Regions from separate parts of the Homo sapiens genome. Here region 1 is linked to region 2. Evidence: chromatin loops called from intact Hi-C (ENCODE). Cell type or tissue: ovary. All regions are shown on one strand. Links, peaks and the distances in the headings refer to the core of each region. The heading gives the core; the rest is flanking DNA.

Region 1 (5,379 bases), core at 277-5,276, 56 kb before region 2:
AAGGAAAAAAATAATTCATTCACTTGCCAGTCGCAGTGGCTCACGCTTGTAATCCCTGCACTTTGGGAGGCCAAGGCGGGCGGATCACCTGAGGTCAGGAGTTTGAGACCAGCCTGGTTAAAACCCGTTTCTACCAAAAATACAAAAAATTAGCTGGGCGTGGTGGCACACGCCTGTAATCCCAGCTACTAGGGAGGCTGAGGCAGGAGAATCACTTGAACCTGGGAGGCAGAGGTTGCAGTGAGCTGAGATTGCACCATTGCACTCCAGCTAGGGCAACGAGAGCTAAACTCCGTCTCAAAAAAAAAAAAAAAAAAAAAGAATACATTCACCGGAAATAGCTACAGTATTTTGGCATAGTAAGGACTCTGTGTCTCCCAAGGGTCCCAAAGTGGTCATCATACGTAGGTATTTATTAGTGTGCCTCATGTAACACGTCTTCAAGAAATATCTTGATATCTTGACCAGGCGTGGTGGCTCACCCCTGTAATCCCAGCACTTTGGGAAGCCGAGGCAAGCAGATTATTTGAGGTCAGGAGTTCAAGACCAGCCTGGCCATCATGGTGAAACCCCATCTCTGCTAAAAATACAAACGTTAGCCAAGCATGGTGGCGTGCGCCTATAATCCCAGCTACTTGGGAGGCCGACACAGGAGAATCACTTGCTTCAACCCCAAAGCTGAAGGTTGCAGTGAGCTGAGATGGCGCCACTGCACTCTAGCCTGGGCAACAGAGCAAGACTCCATCTCAAGAAAAAAAAAAAATAGAAGAAATATCTGTTGCATAACTGAATGAAGCAGCAAAATATTTGACTCTCCAAATTGGGGGAAAAAACTCTTCAATATACTGTTGAAGAAAGCAAGGTGAAGACGGTGTGTCGTATGTGCAACCATTTCCGTAAAAAAAAAAAGGCAGAAAGACACACAGACATGGATGCTTCTATATGCAGGGAATAGATCTGGAGAGAATCAAAGAAACTGCTCATAGCGGGCTGTGGGTGGTGGCTCACACCTGTAATCCCAGCACTTTGGGAGGCCAAGGTGGGCAGATCACTTGAGGTCAGGAGTTCAAGACCAGCCTGCCCAACATGGTGAAACCCTGTCTCTACTAAAAAATACAAAAAGTTAGATCATGGTGGTGCACACCTGTAATTCCAGCTACTCGGGAGGCTGAAGCAGGAGAATTGCTAGAGCCAGGGAGGCAGCAGTAGCAGTGAGCCGAGATTGCGCCACTGCACTCCAGCAGCCTGGGCAGCAGAGCGAGACTCTGTCTCAAAAAAAAAAAAAAAAAAAAAAAAAAGAAAAAGAAACTAAAGAAACTGCTCATAAAGAAACCTTTGAGGACAGAATATGTGGCTAAGGGCAGGAACAGGAGGCAGATGTCTCACTAAACTTTTTTGTGTACAACTCTTGAAAAAAAAAACAGATGGAAGATCTTTTTCTCTGACAATGCCTGATGAAAACAGACATAAAAATGGGGGAAAACCCCGGGTGGGGAGAAAAGATCCTATATTCAGAGATCATGGCCTCCTGAGGCTGGTTCTTGGCGACTTCTTAAGGCCAGTTTCCCTCCTTCCAGGCCTCCCTGGGGAGGGAAAGGTGAGATCTGATAATCCGCCTTAATCTGTAATTAAGGAACAAGAGCCAGGAAAGCAAATCAGATACCGACCCGGAAGGGAGGCACCAGATCCAAAGCACCCTAAGCTCCACGGAAAAACCCCAACACTTGTGTAAGCAACATGTGACAACATTTGTGAAGAGAAAGCATAAAAACTAACAAACAAAAGCACACATGCCTATGAGGATTCACACTAAATGCACTCAGAAAATTTCTGGTTCATCTTCACTTGACTGAGGAAAAAGGTGGCACATGTAAAGTTCTGCCATGTGCTGCTGCAGGGAACCGACTTTCACTTACATATTTAGATAATCAACATTTTGTAAAAATGTCTACTAAAGGAAAACCTGTAAGTTAAGGTTAAAATAATATTCTGTAGATAAGAGGGACCATTAACTAAGGAGATACATGCAGCATGAAAAAAAAAAAAGGGAAAAAGACTGTAAAACTGGGGGAAATCAGGTCAATTCTTTCTGTGGAATAAAGAGAAAACAATGCAAGACGCTCTCATCTGCTCAGCCTTTGAAAGCTAATCAGATTCTAGAAGTGTAGATTAATGACCAGGTTGGCACTGAAGCTCTGTTTTATGCTGAGGTTTTTCTTTCCCCAGAAGTGTCCTTTGCTATTCTGTCTGTGAGAGTCTTGCTCCCATTGGACAGTTCGTCCTCTCCTAACACTCCCACCCATGAGCTTGGTGTTCTGCCAGCTGCAGTTTTGCCCATTTTGATTGAACATACTGTGCTGCTGGAAACTTTTGACCGCACTGAAACATGAGCTGAAATCACATGCTAGCGAGCTGTCTCTGGGCTCTAGGGGAAGCCACCTCCACCTCGCTGGCATGCCGGCAGAGTACTGCCCCAACCTGTCTGTCCCACAGACAGTGTGTGAGATATGGCAGGGCTGCTTTGGTGCTTGGAAGCCCAACAAGAAGAATCAAATGAAGAAAAAATTGAAGCACCAGTCTCCAAAAACTGTGATCTGAGCTTGGGCTCTACGGAGGCCTTGGGGTTCAGAGTTCTCCCCACTCCAGTGTGGCTAACAATAATGTAGATTACAGCCAACTTTAGAAGGGCCTAGAATCAAATACTCTTCCAATTATGGTCACCCGCCTACTTTTACTTTTTACTTTTGGATTTAGACTGGTGACCATAATTGGAAGAATATTTAGACTTTTACCGGTAAAAGTTACTTTTACTGCTAAATTTTTAGATGGGCAATGCTGAACATTTAATTACATAACATGCTCGTTCCAGTTTAAAAGATGGCAATAATAATTCATTTTATCTTAGTTTGGACCTAAGAGATGGTTTAATGAGAGCTATTAAGTAGAGACAAGTACTTGCTAGAATGCTTCTATTTTTACAAAAGGTTCATTGTCCATTAATCAACATTTATGAATTGCCAGTGATGTTTGTGCCAGGTCCTATAAAGCTATAAGATTGTTAAAGACACTGAAATCTGAGGCTTTGCCTTACTCTGGACACTCATCTAAGAAAAGATAAACTGTAAAAGTCAACTCAAAAAAAGCACCATTTTGGCTGGGCGCAGTGGCTCATGCCTGTAATCCCAGCACTTTGGGAGGCCGAGGCGGGTGGATCACGAGGTCAGGAGTTTGAGACAAGCCTGGCCAACATGGTGAAACCCTGTCTCTACTAAAAATACAAAAATTAGCCAGGCATGGTGGCGGGCACCTGTAATCCCAGCTACTTGGGAGGCTGAGGCAGGAGAATCGCTTGAACCAGGAGGCGGAGGTTGCAGTGAGCTGAGATCATGCCATTGCACTCCAGCCTGGGCAACAAGAGCAGGACTCTGTCTCAGAGAAGGGGCGGGGAAAAAAAGCAGCATCTTGGAACGTTCTTGACAATTTAAAAGTGAACTGAGAAAAGATGTGAGAAAGAAAAAGAGAACACCTCAATAACATTATCAAAGAACATATCCAAGACCACTTTTTTTAAAAGACAGGGTGTCACTATGTCACCCAGGCTGGACTCCAGCGATTTTCCAGCCTCAGCCTCTCAAGTACCTGGGACTATGGTCCTACACCACTGTGCCCACCTCAAGACCATTTTGGTTTTATTGTTTTGGTTTTTTTTGAGACAGAGTCTTGCTCTGTCACCCAGGCTAGAGTGCAGTGGCGCAATCTCGGCTCACTGCAATCTCTGCCTCCTGGGTTCAAGCGATTCTCCTGCCTCAGCCTCCTGAGTAGCTGGGACTACAGGCGCCCGCCATCACGCCCAGCTAATTTTTGCATTTTTAGTAGAGATGGGGTTTCACCATGTTGGCCAAGCTGGTCTTGAACTCCTGGCCTCAAGTGATCCACCCGCCTCAGCCTCCCAAAGTCCTGGGATTACAGGCGTGAGTCACCGTGCCCAGTCACTTAAGACCATTTTGACTCCATTTCCTGCAAGTTCTATTTGATGCATGTAGTAAGAGGTCTAGAGAATCAGGAAGTTACTCCAATAAATAACGCAGATGTCTGTTTGTGCTCTTCCCTAACAATGTATGCAAAATCTTGTACAAGCAATGGCATGCATGAACAATGACTCATTTCTCCAGCACAATTTAATAAAGTACTGTATGTACCATGTGGTGTTGATATGAAAAATTGATATTCTGTAAGCCTGAAATAGTATTTTCATGGTCTTGTCAAATTATTGGGTATTTATCAGAATTCCACTTAGCTAGATTATCTAGTTCCAGAAAAGTATCTTTCAAAGTTAAACTAAAAGGTCCTCTTGATGAGAACATTCTCAGTGTATTCTTTTCATGGAAATGCCTACCTCACTGCACTCAAGGGGGACAGGAGGGGACTATGAATGAGCCACGTCCTGCTCACACTTAATGGCTGAGAGGGGAGATTACCTGTCGCTCAAGACGACTCCCTCGGCTTCAGGGGGAGCGATTGAGAGCTGGAATGGAGTGTTGAAGTAATGCTGCTGCTCATCTGATCGGTGCACGACTTCACCACCCCTGACAACCAGGAAGCCTGAATCGCCCAGGTTTGCTGTGTGTAAGCGGTGGCTGGTTCTGTCCAGCACCACAATGCAGGCGGTGCTGCTACCTAGAAACAAAAATCATCTCCATTTATTTTTTCTTCCTAGGCTGCCTTTGCACACACATTTTAACACATGACCCCACAGAGCAACACACCATAATTTCAATCTCCTTTGCCTAAACAGGACCTTTCTTAGTTATGCTCCACATCCTCTACGAATATCAATAAAATCCTGATCAGGGTTAACACGGTGGGGAAAGAAAAAGGATTTGTATTATACATAGTAATTGGGCCACAGATGATCTGAATTCTTCCATTTGCATTGACAGAAAGCAATAAAAATGACTGGTATTTAATCACACTATTTCATTTCAACAGTGCTGTCATCTATGCCAAATGCTCAAAAACATGTTGTTGAGATATTAAGTTTTAATACTTCAATGCCAGAATGAAAATGTTACATTTTCCCGACATTTCTTATTAGTCATTGGCCACAAAATTCACTCACATTTAAGACAGGGCACATAACTACAATTTTAAACCAGATTTCCATCTGTTGAGGTCAGGAAGAACTTTTATTGGAGACTAATGACTCACTCACTATGAGGTAACAAGACCAAATTTCTGCAGGCAGCTTGTGGAATCAACCTGTTCATTCGACAGAGACTCTGGGCAAAGAACTCTGCATAGCTTTGCTGTGCACGGGCCACAGAATCTTCCCTAGACTGAAAGGCTAATGGCACAACTAGCAGAGACCACTCTCAAGTA
Region 2 (5,379 bases), core at 62-5,061:
TGATAGAGTGACACCTTGTCTCTAAAAAAGAAAAGAGAAAAAAAGGAGGAGCCAGGCATGGGGGCTCACACCTATAATCCTAGCACTTTGGGAGGCCGAGGTGAGTGGGTCACTTGAGGTCAGGAGTTCGAGACCAGCCTGGCCAACATGGTGAAACCCCATCTCTACTAAAAATACTAAGATTAGTTGGGCATGGTGGTACATGCCTATAATCCCAGCTATTAGGGAGGCTGAGGCAGGAGAATTGCTTGAACTCAGGAGGCAGAGGTTGCAGTGAGCTGAGATCATGCCAGTGCACACCAGCCAGGGTGACAGAGCAAAAAAAAAAAAAAAAAAGAAAAAAAGAAAAAAAATTTAAATCTTAACACAGGCTACAACAGGGATATACTTCTTAAAGGACATTATGCTAAGTGAAATAAGCCAGTCACAGGCAGACAAATACTTTATGGTTCCACTTAAATGGAATTTGATACCTAGGGTAGTCAAATTCATAAAGACAGAAAGCAGAATGGTGGTTGCTAGGGGTTGGGGGGGCGGAGGAATGGGGAATTATTGTTTGATGGGTACAGAGTTTCAGTTTGGCAAGATGAAAAAGAATTCTGGAGATGGGCTGTGTTGATGGCTGCACAACAGTGTGAATTGTACTTACTACCACTGAACTGTACACCTAAAGATGGTTTCTGAAATTTTCTGTTATATATATTTTACCACAATTAAATCTTTTTTTTTTTCTTTTGTAGATGGAGTCTCGCTCTGTCACCAGGCTGGAGTGCAGTGGCACAATCTCGGATCACTGCAACCTCCGCCTCCCTAGTTCAAGCGATTCTCCTGCCTCAGCCTTCCAAGTAGCTGGAATTACAGGTGCACGCCGCCATGCCCAGCTAATTTTTTATTGTATTTTAGTAGAGACGGGGTTTCACCATGTTGCCCAAGCTGGTCTTGAACTCCTGAGCTCAGGCAATCTACCCACCTCGGCTTCTCAAAGTGCTAAGATTACAGGTGTGAGCCACCGTGCCCAGCCAAAGTTTTTCTTTAAAGTGTGAGTTGTTAGAGGATTAGGCAAAGGGTCGGTGTGGCCAAAGTGTGTAGGGAATGATGGGGAGGTAGAAAATGAAATTAAGAAGGTGGGGAGAGGGCCAGATGCGGTGGCTTACGCCTGTAATCCCATCACTTTGGGAGGTGGAGGCAGGCGGATCACCTAAGGTCAAGAGTTTGAGACCAGCTTAGCCAACATGGTGAAGCCCTGTCTCTACTAAAAATATAAAAATTAGCTGGGCGTGGTGGCAGGCGCCTGTACTCCCAGCTACTTGGGGGACTGACGCACGAGAATCGCTTGAACCCAGGAGGTGGAGGTTGCAGCGAGCTGAGATCGCGCCATTACACTGCAGCCTGGGCGACAAGAGCGAAACTCTGTCTCAAAAAATAAAAATAAAAATAAAGCATGACTCATTCAAATATAGAATGGAGGGCTCGGCATGGTGGCTCATGCCTGTAATCCCAGCACTTTGGAAGGCTGAGGCAGGCAGATAATTTGAGCCCCAGAGTTCGAGACCAGCCTGGGCAATAAGGTGAAACCCTGTCTCTACAAAAAATACAAAAATTAGCAGGGCATGGTGGTGTGCGCCTATAGTCTCAGCTACTTGAGAGGCTGAGGTGGGCAGATGGCATGAGCCCGGAGGTGGAGGTTGCAGTCAGCCAAGATTGCACCATTGTACTCCAGCCTGGGTGACAGAATGAGACCCCATCTCACACAAAACAAAAAACAAAACAAACAAATATAGAATTGACACGTCAGAAAAGTATTCTACTTGTCTAAGAGGAAACAGTCGGATGGTGAAGTTGGTTCAGAGAATGTTTTGAAGAAGTAGGTACTTGAGGAAGTGGGAATTTTAGATACAAAACTGGTTAATCTTCTGCAGGGTAATAAGAACTATAAGCTATGGGATTCTCTTTTGTACTGGAGAGAAATAATTCAAAACTCTACTGGACAAGGCCAGGAACAGTGGCTCATGCCTGTAATCCCAGCATTTTGGGAGGCCGAGGCAGGCAGATCACTTGAAGTCAGGAGCCTGAGACGGTAAAACCCCATCTCTACTAAAAAAAAAAAAAAAAAAAAATTAGCTGGTGGAGCATGCCTGTAGTCCCAGCTACTCGGGAGGCTGAGGCAGAAGAATTGCTTGAACCCAGGAGGTGGAGGTTGCAGTGAGCTGAGATCATGCCACTGCACTCCAGCCTAGGCAACAGAGTGAGACTCCATCTCAAAAACAAAAACAAACAAAAAACAACCAAAAACTGTACTGGACAAAAATCTGGGCCTTTAATCAATCAATACCTATGCAAACAAAGGAACAGTCCCTGGCCTATATAAGTAGTTGGTGGGCTACATCTGGCCTGGCTGCTTGTGTTTGTAATAAGATTTTAATTTTATTATTTTTAAAAATAAGAGATGGGGTCACACTATGTTGGTCTTGAACTCTTGGCCTCAAGCAATCCTCCCGCCTCGGCCGCCCAAAGTGCTGGGATTACAGGTGTGAGCCACCATGCCCGGCCTAAAATACAGTTTTATTGGAACACAGCCATACCCAATTATTTCTGTATCTCCCCAGGATGCTTTTGCTGTACAGAAATGGTGGACCATGATGACCGATAGAGTTGAGTAGTTGACAGATAGGAACCAGCCACAAAGCCTAAAATATTTACTACCTGGACCTTTACAGAAAGAGTTTGCTGATCCCTGCTAGAGAATTAAGTAATCTTTGGGTGAGCTTGTGAAACAAAGTCCTTGATGACATTGAAAGAACTACACTGCCCTCTCTTGGTCTTATTTCCAAAATTTGGATAATTTTTCTTAAAAAGGAGATGTTTGGTTTAAAAATTGGTGGGGCATTTTGAATTGTTATCCGTGGTCTGTATTTCCTAAATCTTCCCGTTCACTCACCCCATAACCCTGCCACCCTCTTTCTACATTGGCGACAATGCCTCTTAGTATCTGTCAAACTTGCATAACGAGATTTAGAAAATATGATTAAGTACAGAGTTTATTCAAGTGCAAGGTTTGAGGATGATCACCTGCGAAACACATACTCCAAAGGAATGGGATCAGTGTTGGAAAGAGAGGAAGCTAAGGTTTCACTTATATAGATAGAAACAGTTGCAGCTGAGTTGCAACATTTTCCATCCAAGGCCCATATGTATGTTACAGTCATTTGATTAAAACAGCTTGCTACATTTCAAGGAAGATGCTTTAACATTCTATGAAGAGGAGTAATGTCCTGAGAGGGTCTTATCTCTGGTGCTAGTGGGTCATTTCTTTCTTTTTTTTTTTCTTGAGATGGAGTTTCCCTCTGTCATCCAGGCTGGAGTGCAGTGGCGTGATCTTGGCTCACTGCAACCTCCGCCTCCTGGGTGCAAGTGATTCTCCTGCCTCAGCCTCCTGAGTAGCTGGGATTACAGGCCTGTGCCACCATGCCTGGCTATTTTTTTTTTTTGGTAGAGACAGGGTTTCCCCATGTTGGTCAGGCTGGTCTTGAACTCCTGACCTTGTGATCTGTCTGCCTCGGCCTCCCAAAATGCTGGGATTACAGGCGTGAGCCACTGTGTATTGCCCAGGCTTGAGTGCAGTGGTGCAATCTCAGCTCACTGCAACCTCTGCCTCCTGAGTTCAAGCAATTCTTCTGCCTCAGCCTCCCAAGTAGCTGGGATTACAGGTGCCCACCACCACGCCCAATTTTTATATTTTTAGTAGAAACGGGGTTTCGCCATATTGGCCAGGCTGGTCCCCAGCTCCTGATCTCAAGTGATTTGCCTGTCTTGGCCTCCCAAAGTGCTGGGATTACAGGCGTGAGCCACCGCACCCGGCCTACTGGGTCATTTCTAATCATTTACAGGACAAGCAGAAGTTGCAACTGCATACTACATGGCCACATTCCTCTCAAGGCTCAGAAGAAAGTTCCAGCAGCTTTAAGTTTGAATTATTTAATTTAAAATATCCCAGCTCTTGGCTGGGCACGGTGGCTCACACCTGTAATCCCAGCACTTTGGGAGGCCGAGGCAGGTGGATCACCTGAGCTCAGGAGTTCGAGACCAGCCTGCCAACATGGCAAAACCCTGTCTCTAATAAAAATGCAAAAATTAGCCAGGCATGGTGGTGGGCGCCTGTAGTCCCAGCTACTCGGGAGGTTGAGACATGAGAATCATTTAAACTTGGGAGGCAGAGGTTGCAGTGAGCCTATATTGGGCCACTGCACTGCAGCCAGGGCAACAGAGTGAGACTCCATCTCAAAATAAATAAATAAATAATAAAATAAAATATCCCAGCTCTTTCCTCTGAGGGTGGAACTTATGAAAGGCTCTTTTTAAGTGCAGGTAGGCCTGGAAAGCAATTGGTGGTGAGTAATGTCCTTTGCAACATCGTTTTTGCTCGAGAAGGCATTCTGTTTCTGACTCCTGTTAAGGCTTCTGTAACTGAAGGCCCATTCTCATGGAAGCTTTCCTTGGGAGGGCCCCTCAGCTCCTTAGAATGAAGCTCTAGAACTGTTGGAAGTTCTGAGAGGGCAATGCTGGTGCCTGCTTGACCACTGCTGTTTCTGGGTCCGGGCACATAGTAGGTGCTCAGTAAATATTTGTTGAGTGAACTAGAGCCAATGAAAGAATAGCATTTTGTCCTCTGCTCCGGGTCAACCCTGTGAGAGGAACCAAGTTTTGGTGACAAAGGCTGCCATCTGCAGGGAATAGGTGAAATGGCATTATTCAGAATTGCTAAATCCTGAGGACCATACAATCGATTTTGAGGCAAGATTAACATATATTTTCTCCTTTCGCTTTCTGGAGAATTAACATCATCTTGTCTTTTCCAATTAAGGAAACCTGAATCCTGCACCCTTTCTCAAATAACATTTTTAAGCTTTTATTTATTTATTTATTTTTTAAGACGGAGTCTTGCTCTGTCACCCAGGCTGGAGTGAAGTGGCGTGATCTCGGCTCACTGCAACCTCCGCCTCCCGGGTTCAAGCAATTCTCTTGCCTCAGCCTCCTGAGTAGCTGGGACTACAGGTGTGTACCACCACGCCCGGCTAATTTATTGTATTTTTAGTAGAGACAGGGTTTCACCGTGTTAGCCAGGATAGTCTCGATCTCCTGACTTCATGATCCGCCTGCCTCGGCCTCCCAAAGTGCTGGGATTACAGGCGTGAGCCACCAAGCCTGGACAGCTTTTGTTGTCTTTTAAATGGAGACAGGGTTTTGCTCTGTCACCCAGGCTGAAGTGCAGTAGCATGATCATAGCTCACTGCAGCTTCCAACTCCAGGGCTCAAGCGATCCTCCCATTTCAGCCTCCCGAGTAGCTAGGACTGGTGTGTGGCAACACATCTGGCTAATTT

Evidence for each region. A loop is a pair of places that touch in the nucleus more often than their neighbours do. Peaks named below come from ENCODE experiments on the same cell type or tissue, not always from the same donor. Only the 100,000 strongest peaks of a DNase experiment are listed, where the experiment ranks them.
Region 1: a loop joins it to region 2, with 2.1 times the contacts of the local background. A loop is called at or near these places in 74 of 110 quality-filtered maps.

What each region holds. Positions count from the first base shown.
Region 1 is chr12:110,541,402-110,546,780 of GRCh38, forward strand. PPTC7 (protein phosphatase targeting COQ7) reads right to left here. Exons shown (of 6, transcript NM_139283.2): 3 at 4,479-4,677. Among named protein-coding and RNA genes, the nearest start is that of PPTC7, 39 kb to the right of the region's middle. RefSeq lists enhancers at 1-53, 2,535-2,634. In ovary, for the core only: no CTCF peak of the experiment used is centred there; a DNase peak (open chromatin) is centred at 2,350; H3K27ac peaks cover 2,433 bases.
Region 2 is chr12:110,597,672-110,603,050 of GRCh38, forward strand. No RefSeq gene overlaps it. Among named protein-coding and RNA genes, the nearest start is that of TCTN1, 14 kb to the right of the region's middle. In ovary, for the core only: CTCF peaks have their summits at 2,773 (motif pointing left) and 4,713 (motif pointing left); a DNase peak (open chromatin) is centred at 4,689.